Linked DNA regions of Homo sapiens: region 1 is linked to region 2. The links are chromatin contacts, found by Hi-C or POLR2A ChIA-PET in ENCODE. All regions are on one chromosome and are shown on one strand. Each heading gives the region's core, a stretch centred on a gene start or an enhancer-like site at or near the end of the contact. The rest is flanking DNA. Distances are from core to core; before and after follow the strand shown. Region 1 overlaps MINK1 (misshapen like kinase 1). Region 2 overlaps PELP1 (proline, glutamate and leucine rich protein 1).

Region 1 (4,825 bases), core at 2,298-4,797, 160 kb after region 2:
TCCTAGAGCCTCCTACCATCTCCTGAAAGTCTTCCAGCGTCACTGCAAGGAAGAGTAACTTCAAAATCTTCTATCTGAACACGAAACTCCTGTTTGTCCTGACTCAGGAATTCCGGCAATCACTGGGCAGTCACTCTGGCCCTGCGTGCTGTTTTCTGTAAAAGCTCTGGACCCACCCAGAGAAAGCATTCAGCCTGAGGGGAAAACCTATGCCTCACCCTTGGGGACACACAGCTTTGTTGGGATGTGAGAGACAAGACATTGGCACAGAAATGTATAAAGAGCTTTATTGAAAGGCACAGATTGAAGGCTGGGCGGCTCAGGATGCTGGGCTCCTTACTCTGCCTTGCCTGGAGATTTGAGATTCCTGCCTTGAGCCTTTGTGTGCTCCCCACCCCTGCTCCTCCCTTGGCTAACTCTTGCCTGTCCCTGTGGTCTCAGCGTGTTTTGTTTGTTTGTTTGAGATGGAGTTTTGCTCTTGTTGCCCAGGCTGGAGTGCAATGGTGCGATCTTGGCTCATCGCAACCTCCATCTCCTGGTTTAAGCGATTCTCCTGCCTCAGCCTCCCGAGTAGCTGGGATTACAGGCACCCGCCACCATGCCCGGCTAATTTTTTGTATGTTTAGTAGAGGTGGGGTTTCTCCATGTTGGTCAGGCTAGTCTCGAACTCCCGGCCTCAGGTGGTCCGCCCGCCTCGGCCTCCCAAAGCGCTGGGATTACAGGTGTGAGCCACCGCGCCCGGCTGGTCTCAGCTTAAACATCACTTCCTTAGCGAGCCTTTCCTGGCTCCCTTCCCATCTTGACCTCCCTTTAATCTTTCTTTTCTTCTTTTTTTTGAGACACTGTCTCCCTCTGTCATCCAGGCTGTAGTGCAGTGGCGCAAGCGTGGCTCACTGCAGCCTCCTTGAATCGTTCTGATAGCACTCTGTATTTTTTCATCAGAGTCTTTCACAGGTGTTGTGTAATTATGTCTTTAATGTCTGCTTCCTTGATTAGACTGTAAGCTCCATGAAGGAAGAAGGGACCATTTCTGTTTTGTTCAACGCCACGTTGTAGTATCTAGCAATGCCTCTACATAGCTGACACTCAGTGTTTGTTGAATGAATGCATGAGCTGGCTCACCAGGCCATAGATTTGGCATGAAAGGTGTCTGGGAAGGTTTCTTAGGATAAACAGGAGAGACAGGCCTGGTGAAAAGTTGAGTGAACATGTTTGCTCCATCCTGCTGGTCAGGAAGTTCCCCTTCTGTCTCACCTGCGTCTCTTCAGCTGTAATTTATCCTGGGTTGGTCCTTGGTGGGGCCAGAGAATATCTGGTCTCCACCCTTTGGAGAGTAACCCTGTTCTTTCTCAGAGTGTGATTCAGACAGTCCTTCCTCCCCTTCCTGCTGGCCCCCCCCGCCCTCTACCTGTTCTTCCTACAGCTGACTCAGCTTCACACCCTCTCCCTCTCCTTCCAGGATCTCTTTTCCTGTCCCCTTGTCCTTCAGAGCTTTCCTTCCTAAGTTTTCTCTCATGGCCTGTCATTGGTCTTCTGGAATTCGAAATCATATGGGTACAGGTCACAAGTTTTCTTGGTCATGAAGCTTCTCTAGTCTCTTCCTTGGGTTTGTGGACACCTGACTCCCACAGAAGGAGGCTGGCAATAAGATATAATGATCTGTTTGTGCTGCAATTGAAAACCAGCAGCAAGAAGCCTTATTATTATCCAACCCCTCATTACTAGTGTTGTCCTCCTCCGTTAGCTTGGTATCTGCCAGCCTGAACGGGCCTGGCATCTCCTTTCTGCCCCCTCCCACTGCCATGCTGTGCCCTTCCTTGCTCTCTCTGGTGTCTGCTTCCCAGGGACTGGCCCTCCTCCCTGCCCCTGTCAGCCTGCCTCCGAGGCCACAGATCTGGTTTTCCTCCCTTCTGTCTCACCTGCCTTCCTCTCAATTCTACTTTTTATCTTGTTTCTTCTCTCCTGAACTGCCACACTTCACCCTAAATCCCAGTAACGCCAACAGTTTTGGTAAATCACTTTTTGCCACAGTTTTGCCTTGCTTTGTGGGAGCCAGTTTCTTCATAATGACTCTATGCAAATTTGTAGCATTTTATGGATTTTAAAATGTTTCCACATCGGTGAATTCTTGTGAAATGGGCCTGGGTAGATAAGGAAAAGAACCTCCAAGAGGTTAAGTGATTTGCGGATTTGCCTAAATTATACAGAAGAGTCAGAACCAGTGCCCAGGCCTTCTGATTCTTAGTGCAGTAAACACTAAGCACCATCATTCCATTTCACCACACTCCTGTCTTGCTGTTGTCCTCAGCTAAGAAAGCCTACCCCTGAGTTACCCTCTTCCATCTTAGAGCCTTCCTGCTCGCTGTCTGCCCCCCTGCGATGGGGACTTCTTTGGCCCTTCTCACCCAGCCCAGCCTCTGCCCGTTTCCTTCTCCTTTCCACTGCGCTGAGCTCTTTTCTCCTCCGAGAAGCCTTCCCTTCATCTCTCCTGGCCCCATTGTCTCCCGACCTCTTTGGGCCATTATTAGTGTTCCCGTGTGGTTTTTGCCAACCACGTAGGAATTCCCTGCCTTAAGAAAGTCCACTCTCGGGCCGTGCGTGGTGGCTCACGCCTGTAATCCCAGCACTTTAGGAGGCCAAGGTGGGTGGATCACCTGAGGTCAGGAGTTCAAGACCAGCCTGACCAACAAGGTAAACCCTGTCTCTACTAAAAATACAAAAATTAGCCGGGTGTGGTGGCTTGTGCCTGTAATCCCAACTACTTGGGAGGCTGGGACAGGAGAATCACTTGAATCGGGGAGGCAGAGGATGCGGTGAGCTGAGATCACCCCACTGCACTCCAGCCTGGGCAACAGAGTGAGACTCTGTCTCAAAAAAAAAAAAAAAAAAAAAAAAAAAACTAAGAAAGTCCACTCTCTGGTAAAACATTTACCAAGCATATAAATTATGAGGTGCTGATTCATATGACAAAAAGGAGATTCACTTTTAGTAGCTGCTCTAATGCATTCCACTTAAGTGAATATTCAAGGATTATTTTGGAAGGATGGAGATAATCCAAAACTAGTGTGAGAAACTGCTGCATTAAGGAAGGAGGGAGGTTTTTCTAGATAACTGCTGCATTAAGGAAGGAGGGAGGTTTTTCTTTTATTTCTGTATTCATTCATTCCACAGACAGGTATTGAGGGCAGCCCTGACCTCCAAGAACTTAGTCTAGCAGAGGAGACAGATAAGAGAATCAATCACAAAAATGTAATTGGTGTCACGAAAGAGTCAGTACAGGGTATTGTGGGAGGAGAGGATTGTGAGGGGCACTTCCTGGAGGTGACATTGTCTCAGTGGAGGTCGGGAGGCACAGGCACGAGGCATCCAGGTAAAGAGGAGGAGAGTGATGAACAGCATGTGGAGACCCAGGAGTGAGAAGGAACAGAGAGAAAGCCACTAGTTAGTGCAGTGTTCCTGCCCCTCTGCCTCATCCCCACACCAGCAAGAACCAAAAGGCACCAGCATGAGAATTGGCAAGGCTCCAGGTAAACCATAGCTGGGATATTCAGCTGTACAGCAGTCATATGTGAGCCTGAGGAAGAACCTGTTTGGCCCACAGAGGGAGACAGAATCTACTGGGTGGGGGGGGTGTGATTTGTGGGGGAGTGTGGTTGATGGGTGGAGTGTGTTTGGTGGGGGAGTGTGGTTTGTGGGGGAGTGTGGTTGGTGGGGGAGTGTGGTTGGTGGGGGAGTGTGGTTGGTGGGGGAGTGTGATTTGTGGGGGAGTGTGGTTGGTGGGGGAGTGTGGTTGTTGGGGGGAGTGTGGTTGAGGGGGAGTGTGGTTGGTGGGGAGTGTGGTTGGTGGAGGAGTGTGATTGATGGGGGAGTGTGGTTGGTGGGGGGAGTGTGGTTGGTGGGGAGAGTGTGGTTGAGGGGGAGTGTGGTTGGTGGGGGGAGTGTGGTTGATGGGGGGAGTGTGGTTGGTGGGGGAAGTGTGGTTGGGGGAGTGTGGTGGGGGGAGTGTGGTTGGTGGGGGAGTGTGGTTGGTGGGGGAGTGTGGTTGAGGGGGAGTGTGGTTGGTGGGGGGAGTGTGGTTGGTGGGGGGAGTGTGGTTGGTGAGGGAGTGTGGTTGGTGGGAAGAGTGTGGTTGGTGGGGGGAATGTGGTTGGTAGGTAGAGTGGTTGGTGGGGGAGTGTGGTTGGTGGGAAGAGTGTGGTTGGTGGGGGAGTGTGGTTGGTGGGAAGAGTGTGGTTGGGGGGAGTGTGGTTGGTGGGAAGAGTGTGGTTGGGGGAGTGTGGTTGGTGGAGTGTGGTTGAGGGGGAGTGTGGTTGGTGGGGGGAGTGTGGTTGGTGGGAAGAGTGTGGTTGGTGGGGGAGTGTGGTTGTTGCTGTGTGCCATCGGAAGGCTATGCAAGTTTGAGCGCTTGCTTCACCTTGACAAACATTTCACTTGTTAGAGCCCTGGCTTTCTCATCTGTGCTCTGAGCTAGTCATTCCTGCCAAGCTTCCCTGCAGGTTTAAGTGCAGATGCAGTCATGACTGTGAAAGCACCCTGTGAACTGTAAAGTCTGGGCAGTTGGGTGGTGGTAGGAGAGGCAGCAACTGTGAGAGGATGAACTTGATTCTGCTGATCTCGGACGGAAACTGATTCTTGGGAGAGAGACAGAATCAAACGGCTCTGACATTTGAAAAGCCATGGCCTCGCTTACCTACAGTGAGACTTGAGAAGAAGTGCTGGGGAGGTAAAGGCTGAGATACCACCTCCGCTGCCTGAAAGACTTTGCAAGATACTCCAGCTGGGGATAGGAGATGGCTAGAATGACCTCCAACTATCTTCACACCCG
Region 2 (5,587 bases), core at 23-2,522:
GTGAGCCGAGATCACGCCACTGCACTCCAGCCTCGGCAACAGAGTGAGACTCCGTCTGGAAAAAATAAATAAATAAAATGGCTAAATTGTATGGTTTGTGAATTATTTCTCAATAAAGCTGTTTTGGCCAGGCACGGTGGCCTATAATCCCAAAATTCTGGGAAACCAAGGCAGGCGAATCACTTGAGGCCAGGAGTTCCATACCAGCCTGGGCAACACAGAGAGACACCATCTCTACAAAAATTTTTAAAAATTAGCCAGGTGCAATGGCATGCACCTGCAGTCCCAGCTACTCGGGAGGCTGAGGCAGAAGGATCGCTTGAATCCAGGCGTTCAAGGCTGCAGTGAGCTATGAACACACTACTATACTCCAGCCTGGGCAAAAGAGTGAGACCCTCTCTCTTAAAAAAAAAAAAAAAAAAAAAAAAAATCTGGCAGGGGGCAGTGATTCACGCCTGTAATCCCAGCACTTGGGGAGGCCAAGGTGGGCAGATCATTTGAGGTTAGGAGTTTGAGAACAGCCTTGCCAACGTGGCGAAACTAAACATCTAAAAATCTACTAAAAATACAAAAATTAGCCAGACGTGGTGGTGTGGTTTCACCATATTGGTCAGGCTGGTCTCCAACTCCTGACCTCAGGTGATCCGCCCACCTTGGCCTCCGAAAGTGCTGGGATTACAGGAGTGAACCACCATGAACCCCCGCAGTAAAGCTGTTTTTATAAAAAGGCATACTGATAACCATAAAAAAAAGAGTGTTCCAGGAAAAGAAAAAAAAAAAAAACAGGCTGGGCAAGGGGCTCATGACTGTAATCCCAACACTGGGAGGCCAAGGCAGGAGGATGGCTTGAGCCCAGGAGGTCAAGATCAGCCTGTGCAACCGAGGGAGACCCCCATTCTCCACAAAGAATTTTTAAAAATTAGCCGAACATGGTGGAGGGCACCTGTGGTCACAGCTACTTGGGAGGCTAAGGTGGGAGGGCTGCTTGACCCCGGGAGGTCAAGACTGCAGTGAGCCATGATCGCCACCACTACACTCCAGCCTGAACAGCAAAGCAACATCCTGTCTCAAAAAAGAAAAATAAAAAGAGCGAAGACTATGAGATGAGAGCATACTTCGTTATTTCCAAAGAACAACAAGGAGACAAATTGTTGATGGAGAAAAGTGAGCAAGGTGGAGAGGAGTAACCAATGATGAAGGTTAAGGGAGTGGGACCAGACTGTGCAGAGACATATAGGTGATTACCGACTTTCACCCTGAGTAAGATAAAAGCCACGAGGGGGAGAGAGAAATTGCGCACAGGAGTGACAATATCTGACTTCTGGTTTGCTTTTTGTTTTGCTTTGTTTTTAATCAACAGCATTTGTGTTGTCTTGTTGAGAAGGCAGAAGCAAACAGATGAGGTAGAAGGTTACTGTAATATTCCAGACAAATGATGATGCAGCTTGAAGAATGTGGTAACTGTGGCGATACAAAGCAGTCAAAATCAGGAAGTACTGTGAAGGTAGAGCCAACGGGATGTGCCGTCAAACTGGATATGGGTGGAAAATAAAAAGAAGGGTCCAAGATAATGCCAAGGTTTTTTGCTGAACAACTAGAAAGATGAAGCTGCCATTCACCGAGAAGGGAACTAATGCAGGAGGAGCAGGTTTTGGGGTGACAATAGGGAGCTCAGTTTCAGATCTGTTCAATCTGTGATGTGTATTTAACATGAAAACGGAGATGCCAAATAGGCACCGGCTAGACAAGTGTGAAGAGAACTTCTGGCTGGAGATGTAAACTCAAGAGGTGTGGGCCTTGAGACTGGATCAGTTCACCAAGGGAATAAGAGTAAAGAGAAGAGAAACAGTGCAAGGCCTGGGTTGTAGGCACTCAAACCTTCAGAGGTCACAGAGGTGAGGAGGGATCAGTCTTTACTGGAAAGGAGTAACCAGTGTGATAACAGGAGAATCGAGAGGAGAGGAGAGGGGCTGGGAGGGTGACTAACGCCTATAATCCCAGTACTTTAGGAGGCTAAAGTGGGAAGACTGCTTGAGCTCAAGAGTTCAAGACCAGCCTCAGCAACATAGCGAGACCTTGTTTCTACTAAAAATCAAACAGATTAGCTGGGTGTGGGGGCACACACCTGTGGTCCCAGCTACCCAGAAGGCTGAGCAGGGCGGACTGCCTCAGCCTGGAAGATCAAGGATGCAGTAAGCTATGATCGCGCCACTGCACTCCAGCCTGGGCAACACAGCGAGACCCTGTCTCAATGAAACAAACAAACAAAAACAAAAAGACAGGGGAGAGATATCCCAGAAGTCAAGTGAAGACAGTTTTTTAAATAGGAAAGTATAATTAACTGTATCAAATGGTAGCGATAAGTCAAATATGATGACCCAAATTGACCTTTGAACTTAATGTCTTGATGGACACCAGTGATCTTCAAGAGTTACCATTTCACCCAGCAAAGGGTTGTTTCGGCAGCATTTAGGCTAAAAGCCTGAATGTAATGAGTTCAACGGAACAACCATCATAGTAATAATTCATTCAGGGAAGAACCTTTAATAGATGTTAAAATGAGTGGGTGAAAGGTTGACAAGACCTAAGACATTCACATTATCTCCCCCCAAGACACTTAACTACAAATGGAAAAAAAAAAAATCATACCTTTATAACAGTGAAGAAATCTGGCAGAGACCTGCTTAACCTAGAATACGTGCTCCTGATGTGATGCACCAAGAATGACACATCATTTCTGCAAGGTTTTTTTTTTTTTTTTTTGTAGAGATAGGGTCTTGCCATGTTGCCCAAGCTAGTCTTGAACTCCTGCACTCAGTGATCCTCCCACTTCGGCCTCCCACTAAGCCTCTGAATCTCATGCTGGGATAACAGGCATGAGCCACTGCACCTGGACGACTTCTGCAGTATTCTTGCTGAAAACGCACAAATCTCCAGTTTAATTTGTCTGCTGTTTCCTCATGATTAGATCCTAACCTGAGGGGCATCCTACGAAATAACTATTCTGTACTCTTTAAAAATATCAAGATCATAAGACAAAGGCTGAAGAACTATTTCAGATTAAAGAATACTAAAGAGACATTATAACTAAAAGCAAGCTGGGCGCGGTGGCTCACGCCAGCACTTCGGGAGGACAACGCGGGTGGATGATCTGAGGTCAGGAGTTCGAGACCAGCCTGGCCAACATGGCGAAACCCCATCGCTACTAAAAAAAAAAAAAGAAAAAAAATTAGCCAGGCATGGTAGCAGGCGCTTGTAATCCCAGCTACTTGGGAGGCTGAGGCAGGAGAATCGCTTAAACCCAGGGGGCGGAGGTTCCAGTGAGCCAAGATCATGCCACGGCACTCCAGCCTAGGCAACAGACTGAGATTGTCTCAAAAAAAAAAAAACAAGGCAAAACAAACAACAACAAAAAAAACAACTAAATGCAACATGTGATCCTGCATTAAATCCTGGACTAGAAATGTTGTTGTTGTTGTTGTTGTTATAATGGATGCCTTTAGGAGAACTGATGGCAAAACTTAAAAAAGATCTGTAGGTTAAATAATTTATTGTACCAATATTAATTCTCTGATCATGATGATAGAGTATGATTATGTAAGAGAATGTCCTTGTTTTTAAGGAAATACACACTAAAATATGTCAAAGTAAAAGGACATATCTGCAACTTACTCCTAAATGGACCCAGAAAAAATATCTGAAAGAATTCCTGTATCCTCTTCACCCAGAATTCTCCAGTTTTCAAATGTGCATTTATGTTATTCTCAGAATGATAGTTTAGGAGATCTGTCATTATCAGAATAACATAAATATGCATTTAAAAACTGAAGAATCCAGCCAGGTGCGGTGGCTCAGGCCTGTAATCCCAGCACTTCGAGTGCCGAGGCGGGCGGATCACGAGGTCAGGAGATTGAGACCGTCCTGGCTAACACGGTGAAACCCCGTCTCCACTAAAAATACAAAAAAATAGCCGGGCATGGTGGTGGGCAACTGTAGTCCCAGCTACTTTGGGAGGCTGAGACAGGAGAATGACGTGAACCCGGGAGGCAGAGCTTGCAGTGAGCCAAAATCGCACCACTGCACTCCAGCCTGGGCAACAAAGCAAGACTCCATCTCAAAAAGAAAAAAAAAATGGAGAATCTAGGAGAAGGGTATATATTGAAATTCTTTCAAATATTGTTCCAACTTTTCTGTAAATTTTCAGTTATTTCAAAGTAACGCTAAAAGAAGAAGAAGGAGAGACAAAAAGTACAGATAACACTTTCAAGGAGTTTTTGCCATAAAAGGAAGTACACAAATGGCAAATGAGGCAGTAGCTAGAGGGTGATTTGTTTGTTTTTTGAGACAAAGTCTCCCTCTGTTGCCCAGGCCAGAGTTCGCAGGCGCAATCTCGGCTCACTGCAATGTCTGCCTCCCAGGCTCAAGCAATTCTCCTGCCTCAGTCTCCTGATTAGCTGGGATTACAGGCATGCGTCACCACGCCCAGCTAATTTTTGCATTTTTAGTAAAGATGAGGTTTCGCCATGTTGGTCAGGCTGGTCTCGAACTCCTGGCATCAAATGATCTACCCATCTCAGCCTCCCAAAGTGCTGGGATTACAGATGTGAGTCACTGCACCCAGCCCTAGAGGGTGATTTTTTTTTTTTTTTTTTTTTTTGAGACAGAGTTTCACTCTATCACCCAGGCTAGAGTGCAGAGGCGCGATCTCGGCTCACTGCAACCTCTGCCCCGAGTTCAAGCGATTCTCCTGCCTCAGCCTCCTGAATGGCTGGGATTACAGGATTACAGATGCCTGCCACTGCGCCTGGCTAATTTTTGTATTTTTAATACAGACGGGGTCACCATCTTGGCCAGGCTGGTCTTAAACTCCTGACCTTGTGATCCACCCACCTTGGCCTCCCAAAGTGCTGGGATTACAGGCGTGAGCCATCACGCCTGGCCGAGGATGAAGTTTTGAGCCTGTATGCTGATGAAAATGATCCAACAAAAAGAGAGGCCAGGTGCAGTGGCTCATCCCTGTAATCCCAACATTTTGGGAGGCTGAGGCAGGAAGATTTTTTTATTTAAGTAGGAGTACACTCTAAAATACGACAAAAAGTGGCCGGATGTGGTGGCTCATGCCTGTATTCTCAGCACTTTGGGAGGTCGAGTGGGGAGGATAACTTGAGGTCAGAAGTTCGAGACCAGCCTGACCAACATGGTGAAACTCCGTCTCTACTAAAAATACAAAATTAGCTGGGTATGGTGGCAGGTGCCTGTAATCCCAGCTACTCAGGAGGCTGAGGCCTACGTAGAAGACAGAACAAGACACTGTTTTTGTCCTTCAAAAGAATATACAGGATAAATGACATTTGGGATTTGCTTTAAAATGGTCCACCAAGCTGAGCACGGTGGTTCACCTCTGTAATCCCAGGATTTTGGGGGGCCAAGGCGGGAGTATCACTTGAGTTCAGGAGTTCAAGACCAGCCTGGACAACATATAAAGCCCCCATGTCTACAAAAAAAATTTTTAAATTAGCCAGGGGTGGTGGCACACCTGTAGTCCCAGCTACTCGGGAGGCTGAGGTGGAAGGATTACTTGAACCTG

Evidence for each region. Hi-C counts contacts between places; a loop is a spot of excess contacts on that map. ChIA-PET counts read pairs that join two places held with the same protein, here RNA polymerase II (POLR2A). Pooled maps may share reads with other maps.
Region 1: a loop to region 2 is called in a pooled map, with 2.1 times the contacts of the local background. The contact joins two enhancer-like sites. A Hi-C loop is called at or near these places in 1 of 50 pooled maps. POLR2A ChIA-PET finds 5 or more read pairs at or near these places in 10 of 52 experiments (BJ, H1, HepG2 and 6 more).

The regions. Positions count from the first base shown.
Region 1 is chr17:4,849,129-4,853,953 of GRCh38, forward strand. All of the region lies in intron 1 of MINK1 (misshapen like kinase 1), which reads left to right. Among named protein-coding and RNA genes, the nearest start is that of MINK1, 18 kb to the left of the region's middle. RefSeq lists enhancers at 1-537, 538-1,251, 4,718-4,825. Within about 2 kb of position 3,548, at least 5 of the 41 ENCODE cell types and tissues checked have a DNase peak (open chromatin) inside an H3K27ac peak, as active enhancers do.
Region 2 is chr17:4,695,264-4,700,850 of GRCh38, forward strand. The region is part of intron 1 of PELP1 (proline, glutamate and leucine rich protein 1); the gene reads right to left. Among named protein-coding and RNA genes, the nearest start is that of PELP1, 6.1 kb to the right of the region's middle. RefSeq lists enhancers at 1-119, 1,313-1,382, 2,012-2,181, 3,090-3,259. Within about 2 kb of position 1,273, at least 4 of the 41 ENCODE cell types and tissues checked have a DNase peak (open chromatin) inside an H3K27ac peak, as active enhancers do.